Linked DNA regions of Homo sapiens: region 1 is linked to region 2. A link is a loop called in an ENCODE intact Hi-C map of the cell type or tissue named here. Cell type or tissue: PC-3. All regions are shown on one strand. Each heading gives the region's core, and the rest is flanking DNA. Links, peaks and the distances in the headings are about the cores only.

Region 1 (5,390 bases), core at 200-5,199, 51 kb after region 2:
AAAAAGAGGCTAAAGTAAAACAGGAATAAAAATCCTGTTTTGGGGTGGGGAGTGCAGAAAAAGGGCTAGAAATGGTAATGGGAATCTCTGACTTTTGCATACTTGGAAGCTGGACAAGCTTGAAGAACAAGGTTAGGAAGGGACACTATTAAAGATAAAGGGATTACTGGCCAGGTGTGGTGGCTCATGCCTGTAATCCCAGTACTTTGGGAGGCGGAGGCAGGCAGATCACCCGAGGTCAGGAGTTCAAGACTAGCCTGGCCAAGATGGTGAAACCCTGTCTCTACTAAAAATACAAAAATTAGCCAGGTGTGGTGGCGCACGCCTGTAATCCCAGCTACTCGGGAGGCTGAGGCAAGAGAATTGCTTAAACCCAGGAGGCAGAGGTTGCAGTGAGCCGAGATCACGCCATTGCCCTCTAGCCTGGGCAACAGAGCGAGATTCCATCTCAAATAATAATAATAATAAAGATAAAGAGATTACTTACAATAGGGCTTCTTAAACTTTAATGCACAGATGAATCATACGGCGGTATTGTTAAAATGCAGATTCTAATTCAGGAAGACTGGAGTGGAGCCCAAGGGCCTGCATTTCTAACAAGCTTCCGGGTGAAGCTTTGCAGCTTTGAGTGGCAAGGATATGCAATATTAAACATGAACACTTAAAACATTTTTTTGTGTGTGACGGAGTCTCACTCTGTTGCCCAGGCTGGAGTGCAGTGGTGCGATCTTGGCTCACTGCAATTTCCACCTACTGGGTTCACGCCATTCTCCTGCTTCAGCCTCCCGAGTGGCTGGGTCTACAGGCACCCGCCACCATGCCCGGCCAATTTTTTGTGTTTTTAGTAGAGACAGAGTTTCACCATGTTAACCGGGATGGTCTCGATCTCCTGACCTCGTGATCCGCCTGCCTTGCCTCCCAAAGTGCTGGGATTACAGGCGTGAGCCACAGCGCCTGGCCAAAACATTTTTATATGCGGGGTGTGGTGGCTGACGCCTGTAATCCCAGCACTTTGGGAGGCCGAGACAGATGGATTGCTTGAGCTCAGGAGTTTGAGGCCAGTCTGGGCAACATGGCGAAACCCCCTCTCTACAAAATACAAAAATTAGCTGGGCATGGTGATGGGTGCCTGTAGTCCCACCTACTTGGAGGCTGAGGTGGGAGGATTGCTTGACTCTGGGAAGTGGAGATTGCAATGAGCTGAGATTGTGCCACTGCACTCCAGCCTGGGCAACAGAGGAAGAAAAAAAAAAAACCCAAACTAAACAAACAAAAACCATTTTTTAACAAAATAAACCAGTCAATGAATTTATGCTTCCCAGTATAGATATGTTCTGTAGGTTTATCAAAGACTTATACATCAAAGATAATTATGAAATTATCCTCCCTTTTACCCTTAGTTAATGGCAATGAAGAGATGATCTACAGTGCCCCAGTTCACACTAATAATGTATTTGAGAGCATAATCCTTGTTACATGTCTACTTTAATAACAAGATAACTACTTTTGTTATTTACAGCAACACATTTGCACATTCATGTGTCTAAGAAAACAACCCGTGATGACAGAAATGTTTTATATCTAGATTGTTCAATATGATAGCGACTAACCACTTGTGGCTATTGAGCACTTGAAACATGGCTAGTATACCTGAGGAATAAACAGCCACATATGGCTAGTGGTTACCATGATCATCGATATCTGCTAGCATCACCCAAAGACAACCAGATGTTATTTGCCTTCTGATTGAAGTAGTCCTCCTATCAAGGCTCTAGATTTAGAAACCAATTTACAAAAGAGACTCCAGATGTCCCCAGACCCTACTCTAAGAACTGATGGTATAAAGGAACTTACGTACCTGAGGCCCACAAAAGGCAGCTGATAATAGCCAAGGAATTTAATTCTTTCGTTATCTAAAAGTAGGACTCTCCTGTTAAATCATTATCCAAAGTAATAATGACTTGAAAGTCTATCCCACCAAATATCCCATCTTTGAGAAATTATAATATTGAAACATACACACATACACACCCACACACACAGAATTTTGAAGGAGGGGATGAAACGGGGTTGAGCTCTAGCCATGCCTTTACTATTGTGTAACCTCTGGGACCTCTCTGATCTTCAGTTTGCAAGTCTCTTTGTAACCTGGAGTTAATAATAATACCTACTGGGGAAGGGTGTTAGGAAGGTAAGTTCCTGAAGGGCAATGTGTATTTCAAATGTAATCCTGTTGTAATCCTATACCATGGTTAATTAGTACTCATTAAAAGGGAAAGCAATGCCATATTTAAAGCAAAATCCAAGGAACCAACCTAGAATCTTTTGTCATACTAAATTTGTGTTGCACGTGGCCTTGGATTATTTTATGATGGGTATTTCAGTCCTTCATATTTGTTGTAGTGGGACATAACCGTTAAAGAATGAGCATGCTAAAGCCATTTGGGAGAATAATGGTAAGTGCTTTATTTAGTAGTGTGGGGTCTGGTAAGCATCCTCCCTGCTAAGATTATACAGAAAATAAAGGAAATTGCAGACTGCTCATTTCCCTTGTACTCATCCTAATCTTGTGGAAACTTCCTGTAAAAGGCAGTTATAGCATTAAAAGTAAACTGATTACACACTCACCGGATACTGCCAAACCAACAATTGCCGTCCTTAGGGAAAAAAGGAAAACAGCATACTTATCCTTTATACTTTGCATTAGTTTGGAAGAACATGGGAATCCTAGTGATGGGGAAGCAGACTCATGCCAGAGGCAAGGAAACTATTTAGAAACATGGTTACCACTTAGTAATTCCACTGAGAGGCAGGGCTCATTAGCCAAGAGACTGGTTAAACTAAAGAAAAAAAATCATTTATTAAACAAAGTACATGATGAAAATAGGAAGTTCCGATTGATCAAGGCACACATTAACTACAGTTTTAAAAAACAAAATTTTAATAACATCTGCTAAGGAGTAATGTTAAGGGTAATTTTAGAAATGGAAATATGCACTTGTATTTTATGTACTTTTAGAACCTCATATGTTGGCATGGCTGTCTCCTCTTTTGGCTTCTCAAGAATACAAATATCTGATGAGAGCTTCTGGTGCAAGGCACAGTGTATGTGAAATGCTAAACTGCAATAGTATTAAGTCCCAATAGTAAGCCAGAGGGGATTCCTGATTTCAACTCCAGTGCCAGTCAGTATAGCTTCATTTTTATATATAGTCAAGGCTCTGGTATAGTATTTTACCTAAAAAGCCTCTATTACTTACGACCACTGCTAAAAAGGATGCCAAAAAATATAAAGGGCAGCCCCTACCTTCAAGTCACTAAAATTTAATTGGGAAAACAAATATAAACTCATAAAAAATGAATCAGCAAAAATAATAATTATCAACACAAGTATAAACAGCAAAGGCAAAAATAAAAGAATCTGAGAAGACCAATTCTGAACTCATAAGAAAGATGATTACTATGGGCTGAGCAATGTGAAAAAAAGAAAAGAAACTTTGAATAGGAAAATAGCATGCCATCTGCCAGTGTCTCAGTGAGGACAGCCTACTTTTTGCTGTCCTTGTGAATAAACCCTGGCCTGATACCTACATGGAACTCAGAATCCACTTGTACCTTCTTAACTTGGATCATATCCTATACTGGCAATTACTTGGCAATTGTTCTCTTGTTCCTCCCTCTTTGGCCCATGGATCCTATTGATAATTAATTACCTCGAACAGGTCATTAAATGGTTGTGGCTAATTCCTAAAGCTGAGGACAATAATACAGATAGTCACTTGTGATAACCAGCTATTGTGACTAGCTTCCTTCCCACAGGGCTACCTAGAAAACACAACTGAGCAAATATAAGTATCTCCTTTCTTGCTGAGCCCGAATGTGGCCATAGAATTCTTCTTGATTAGTACCAACTGAATGGAGTTGGAGCTTAAGACAAAACTGTGATCTGTATTTAGCTTCTCACATCTGGCTGGATCCCCTTTCCTAACTGAACTATCCCTCTGGCCTTGACCAGTGTCTATCTAAGCTTATGATATACCACTGGCCACCCTTTTTTGTGTTTAGCTGGAACACAGCTTTCAATCACGGATGTGCTGGGAGACAGGATGACAAAAATGGTTTTAAGGAAAGGGGGAGTAGATGATGAAGGACTAAAAAGGGCCAAGCACCTGGCATACTTACAAAAGCATGGCCCCATCATAGACCTAGTGATCACAATTTCTGAGCTGGGGTCTAGGAATCTGCATTTTAAGTACTTGCAGTGTATTTTAAAAAAATTATTATAGAACATTTTAAATTATAAAATAGTAAAGAGAATGTATTCATCATTAATCTATAACCAATCTTGTTTCATCTATATCCTTACCCATTCTTCCTACTCCTCACCCCAGTGGATTATTCTGAAGCATAACGTTTCATCTGTAAATATTTTAGTACATATCTCTGAAAGGTAAGGACTTGAAGAAAATGTTGCCATAAACCAATACTTAAAAAAAATTCCTTGTTTTCATCAAATCTCCAGTTAATGTTCAAATCTCTCCAGTTGTCCCAAATTTAAAAATATTTAAGTCACGATCCAAATAAGATCTCACACATTGTCTTTGGTTGGTACGTCTCTTTACTCTTAAGGTCCAGACACCCGGATAGATAAGTCGAGGCCTCCTGAGTATAGAGCAGCCAGTGATTGACAGTCAGACTAGAAGATCCCTTGGCTCTGAGCAGTAGCACCATTTCTGACTGCTTCAGAGTAGAAGACTCTGAGCTCTGCTAAACCAAAGCAAATTTTTAAAAAGTTGGTGAGATCTTTAACAACTGGGTGAGAGAACTACAAATGCGTTGTTGAAAAAAGGGCACAAAAGTGTTCTAGAAATGGCATAGGACCACCAAAGGCTGTGGATGGTTTGCTGACTATGTCTTGGTCGTGGAGTTGAGAGCAATCTTTAAAGCATTAATTTGGGCTATTGATCACATCTTGCTCCCTTTATGTAAGCAGTGTGTGGTGTATGTGGAATGTGGAAATAGCCAGCACAGTGCCTGGCTCATGACAACCAAGATTCTTCCAAAGACTATACTGACAATTTCCTTGATACACTAGAACCTCAAACAGATGCAAATCTTCAAAAGATAAAGGCCTTTGCAAATGACCGACTTTCCTTCTATTTACTTAATCATAATAACTGTGATAGTTTCATTTATTAATGGCTTACTAAGGACCAGGCCATGTGTCTAGCAACTGATAGTTATTTGTTGAATGCATGAACAAGAATATTGAATGCTTTACATTTAATCCTCAGAGCATCTGCCACTATTTTGCCATGAAGTTTATTACTATCTCTGACAAAACAGTAGTAAGAACTAGGACTTATTCTTACTGTGAATTCTTAATCTGT
Region 2 (5,390 bases), core at 209-5,208:
GTGGTGCTGTCTCCTTCCCTTCCTTTCCTGGGCCATTTTTGAGCACGGAAGAATGGTTTGTGAACCATGTAAATAATAAATAACCCATGCCACACCACATTCACATAAAAAATGGTGGTGACTCATAGTGGCAAGAAGTCCAGTTTTAAAAATGTGTGAGTATGTTTGTATTTCTTTTTCATCTGAATTCCTACAAAGTAAAGATTTCACATAAGTGATTTTTCCATATGACAGAAACTTACTCCTTCAGGCACTCACACATTGTTATTTAATTTTAACTATTGTTAATGGAAACATTTGTAAAATACCATAGATGATTCTACACTTTTAAACTAAGTATGCTAAACTTCAACCTTTTCTTGATGATTCTAGATTCTCTTCATGGTTATCAAAAGTTGTTCTTTATTTTACAAGGCAATGGAAGGCCAGGTGAGGTGGCTCCCTCCTGTAATCCCAGCACTTTGGGAGGCCAAGGCGGGTGGATCACCCGAGGTCAGGAGTTTGAGACCAGCCTGGCCAACATGGTGAAACCCTGTCTCTACTAAAAATTAAAAAAAAAAAAATTAGCTGGGCATGGTGGTGCACAGCTGTAGTCCCAGCTACTTGGGAGGCTGAGGCAGGAGAATTGCTTGAACCTGGGAAGCAGAGGTTGCAGTGAGCCAGGATGGCACCATTGCACTCCAGCCTGGGCAACAAACAGTGAAACTCCATCAGGCAACATAATACAGCAGAAAGTTTATTGAATTAGAAATCAGAATGACTTCATTGAGTTTTTTAACCTCTCTGCCACACAGTTTCCTCATCTGTAGAATGGGAATATTATCTTCCCTGGAGTTCTCTTTGTTGATGATAAATATTAAATTATATAACACATGTAAATATTATCAATTATTAAATATTAAAGTGTAGACACTGAAACAAATGACTGTTTCAGCCCAAGAAGTGTTACATGGCTATGATTTTGGTATTCTTGTGTTTACTGTACCTGCATCATGATTCCCCAAAGCAGTTAGATTATGTCTAAAGTTACAGCAAATAGATCCTGAGTAAATGGATTCTACTTTAAAAAAAAGAAAAAAGTCTTACTTTTGTTCATATAGGTTTTATTTAAAATTCCACATATTTTTGATATCTGGAGTTCTCTTTTGCTTATTTTTTCCTTCTTTGCTCTTTTTGGCTAGTTGAGTTTGATAGATGGGAGATTTCTGAGTCACTGAAGTTTTATAATCTGTGTAACTTTTTTCAGCATGAACACAAATGCCATGAATATTTAATGTAATATTTCCCATGTTGACTGTTTCTCAAAATAGATCTAGGTATATAAAAATATGGCCAATGCTGACATATTTTTTTCAGTGTGAGTACAGCCACTGAGATCAGTATAGCCACACACCGTGGCCTACGTGGTTAAGTTTTCCAAGCATTTGGGGAAAGTGTTACATTGACATAGTTCTAATATTACCATCAGGCTTTAGAACATGGATTCCTAAGAAACCATAAGTTCAGCCAGCCACATTATAAACAGAGTAGATGGCACTGGGGGCATTATCCCTCCAGAGTTGTTGCATAAAGCAATGTGTCTCTCTTCCAAAGAAAACCCTTAACCTCACCTTCATAATTTCATCACAGAGCAAAAGAATAACTGAGCTACAGAAAATGCAGGCTCCAAATTTGACAGTGGTTCTGAAAGTCATTTCAGGCAATGGCTAAAGCAGTAGTTTCTAAATGCTGGACTGTGGCCGAGGGCATCAGACTTAGCTGGCAAACTTATTCCTAGCTCTGACATCACACTACTGAAATCAGATCTTTTGGAGATGAGGCATAGGCATCTGTACTTTCAACAAAACATCCCGGTGATTCTCCTGAGCAGGCCATATTTGAGAATCACTGGTCAAAATTAGGTAATTGAGATTGCCCCCACTCTGCACTATCTCACAATTGATAGAATGCTCCACAGAGAGGCACCGGACTCTACCATTCTCCCCCGTCAATAAACACTCATCTAACAATAGTACTCTGATTTCTATTCCTTCACCAACTATTTACTCAGCTCTTACCACATGCATTGTGATGGCTGCCAAATTTACAATAATGAATAAGGCAGAGATGGTCTCTTCCATCCATGAGCTCAAAACCCAGCGGTAGGAGGAGGGGGAGGTGGTGTATTACATATTAAGCAAATAACCATTAAAATTTCTGTATATCATGAGTGCTATAAAGGGAAACAATAGAGTGTTTGAGAAAGTATGACTAGTGTTCAACTATTAATGGATATGAGAGTTGTCAGAGAAGACTCCATCAAGAAATAACATTCAATTTGAGATTTGAATAATGGGCATCGTTTAGGACTATGAGCAATCCAAGATTAACAGCAGGTACACGTACCCTGCTGCAAGAGTTTCACTTCTTGCTTATGCTTGTTCTCAAATCGGAGTCTCGGATCCACTGAACAATGTGCCTTAAGGCAGCTTAGGAAAAGAACAGTCAGAATGAGAAGGAAGTCCACAGCACCAGTGGAGCCCATTAAGAAATCCCAGACCTGGATGTTTGTTTATTGTCAGTTTCCAATCTAGGGGTCTCTTAATCAGATTTTACATAGTTTAATCTAAAACAGTGGTTCTCAATCTTGGCTGTACATTGGAATCTCCTAGGAAGCTTTTAAAAATTCTGATGCCTTGGCTTCACTCCTAGAAATTCTGATTTAATTGGTCTGTGGTGTAGTCTGAACATGAGGGTTTTCTAAAGCTTTCCAGATGATTCTAACGTGTAAACAATGTTGAGAACCACTACTTAAAATAGGAAAATATTATATCTAAATTTATCAACAAGGAAAGTCAAAGGAGAGTTATAACAATCTGTGTGTTTTATATATCCCTGTTGGAAAGTGAAGAACAGCTGCTAAAATTGAACCTTAAGTCACTAGCACACCAACCACTAAAGATGGCCTCATTGACTCTCTGCTTCACATACAGATGACTCTCTTCAGCACCTGATTTGCTTTTATGAGGCAATCTTTTACATCTATGGCTGTGTGTGCTGGGCTAAGAAAGAAGATGTACATGAAAGTTAGCAAAATATCTTTTCCCTCAGAAAATTTGAAGTCCATTTGGAAAGACAGGACTAACAACAACAAAATAATAAAATGAATACAGTTCAAGGTACTAGTTAAGACAACAGAAGTTCAAGAAATGGGGGCAAGAAAAGCTTCACTGAAAGCTGGGCTGATCAAAAGAGACAAGAATATATAGGATCTAAGTGATACGGGAAGAGCAGAAAAACCAAGGCAAAGCAGCAGGAATAACCATGGTAGAAAAAGAGAATAGGGAAGAGACCTGCCTCATCCCCCACAGTGGGAGTTGAGAGTAACAAGAGATCAGCAATCTCTCCTGCTGAAGTTGGTCAATGACCAGCAGCCATTGTTACATCTTGTTTTTCAGAGAACCATTCTTCTTAGGCATCTTCCTTCATAATGAAGAAGGGTGGTTTCATTTTTCCATTTCCTTCTGTAGGAAAGATGACTAGCCATTGATTTCCAAATGTTTAGATGTCAACAGCCAGGTTTTACAATTTTTAGTTTCTCATAGATCCCCTTGTCCCCCTGGGCATAGGTAGGTAGAATAATCTCTCATATTCAATCTCTCAGGTATAAATTTCTCCAGATGACATACACAAAGGGGAATAAAATCATAACTATTACATATTATGTGCTTACTAAGGCACTGGGGAACATGAGGTAACATACATTATCTCGTTTAATCTTCACCACATTTCATTAGGAAACTATGATTCCCCATTTTTCAGATGAAAACCATGATGCTCAGAAACAGTAAGAGATTTGCCCAAGTTTGCACAGTAAGCAGTGGAACTGGCACTTTCACCCAAGTTTAACTTGTAGGTACTGCCTTTTAAAAATTTTATAACAGACAAGAAATTAAGATTCTTGGTATTGCTTTACTAAATCCAAGACCTCAGCGATCACTGTGCAGCAGAAACATCTGTGGCACTTTTTTTGACTATAGAAGTTTGGACCATCCCCCAACCCCACCTCAGAACAACTGAGAATCTCCAAGGCAGGGCCTAGAAATCTATATTTTTTAAACCCCACACATGATCATGACGTACAGCTTGGATGGAGAACAATGGGCCTATTCAGTGGCAAGGGCTGGGAAACATTTGTGTAGCTTAAATGCTACTTCCTGTGCTTATATGCCGGTCTATACAAGGCTCCTCACTTTGAAATATGTGTAGCATTTTTCTATTTAAACTGTTGGAAACAACCATAATAAAGAAAACAGCGATGATGAAAACTAATAGAAGCAAGTTTGAAAAGACACTCTACTATGGAGAAGCTCAATAAATCCCAAGTTTGGGACACTTGTGAAATGTCACCATTTCTAGTCAGTAATGGCCTATGGGATTGTTGCATTCTTCAAAAAGTATTAAAACATATTACACTAACCCTGTTTTTTTGGTTTGCTAATGTGCTTGTGGAGCTGAAGGCTGTTTGAGACTAACACAGTTGTTGATTTCAAGCTTTTCAGCATATATTTACTGCACCCTTAAAAATTATCTTCTTTAAGGCCAGGCACAGTGGCTCATGCCTGTAATCCTAGCACTTTGTGAGGCTGAGGCAGGCAGATCACGAGGTCAGGAGATCACGAACATCCTGGCTAACACGGTGAAACCCCGTCTCTAGTAAAAATACAAAAAATTAGCCGGGCGCAGTGGAGGGCTCCTGTAGTCCCAGCTACTCGGGAGGCTGAGGCAGGAAAATGGCGTGAACCTGGGAGGCGGAGCTTGCGGTGAGCTGAGATGCGCCACTGCACTCCAGCCTGGGTGACAGGGTGAGACTCCATCTCAAAAAAAAAACAAAACAAAAAAAACAACAAAAAAAAACTTTTTAAAATACATGCTAATAGAGGTCAGATGTTTACCACCATGGCAGAAAATGTGGTTTGAGACAGATTTGGGCATCATCAAATAATGATGATTTTGTTCACCAGTCACAGTATCAGCATTTTTTAATGTTTTTACAACTAGCATGTGATTATTGCAGGCAAAGGGGCTTGGACTAATCATGGTAGGCTGGGAGAACCAGAGAGGACCTTTAGAATATTTGGAAATAAGGGGGGGATAGGAAAATTTGGGTCAATCCTTTATCTTTTTGTTGGGTAGCAATTAGTTTTCATGTTGTTCAGAGTATCATTCTGAAATGATCATACTCAAAGCTAAATTTTCTTTCATTTGGAGCAAAGGACTCTCACTCAAGGGCTGTCTGTATGAAATGAGACCTAAAAAGGAAACTTCCTAAAAAGGAAATATTCTTTCATCTTTGTTAAGAACTGAAAGACATAAATGAAATAAAGTTTTATAAGCTTTATGAAATCTTT

What was found. Hi-C counts contacts between places; a loop is a spot of excess contacts. Peaks named below come from ENCODE experiments on the same cell type or tissue, not always from the same donor. Only the 100,000 strongest peaks of a DNase experiment are listed, where the experiment ranks them.
Region 1: a loop joins it to region 2, with 4 times the contacts of the local background. A loop is called at or near these places in 7 of 110 quality-filtered maps.

The regions. Positions count from the first base shown.
Region 1 is chr15:38,244,928-38,250,317 of GRCh38, forward strand. No RefSeq gene overlaps it. Among named protein-coding and RNA genes, the nearest start is that of SPRED1, 5.2 kb to the right of the region's middle. In PC-3, for the core only: no CTCF peak of the experiment used is centred there; a DNase peak (open chromatin) is centred at 2,624; H3K27ac peaks cover 2,050 bases.
Region 2 is chr15:38,193,619-38,199,008 of GRCh38, forward strand. No RefSeq gene overlaps it. Among named protein-coding and RNA genes, the nearest start is that of SPRED1, 57 kb to the right of the region's middle. In PC-3, for the core only: no CTCF peak of the experiment used is centred there; a DNase peak (open chromatin) is centred at 2,103; H3K27ac peaks cover 2,891 bases.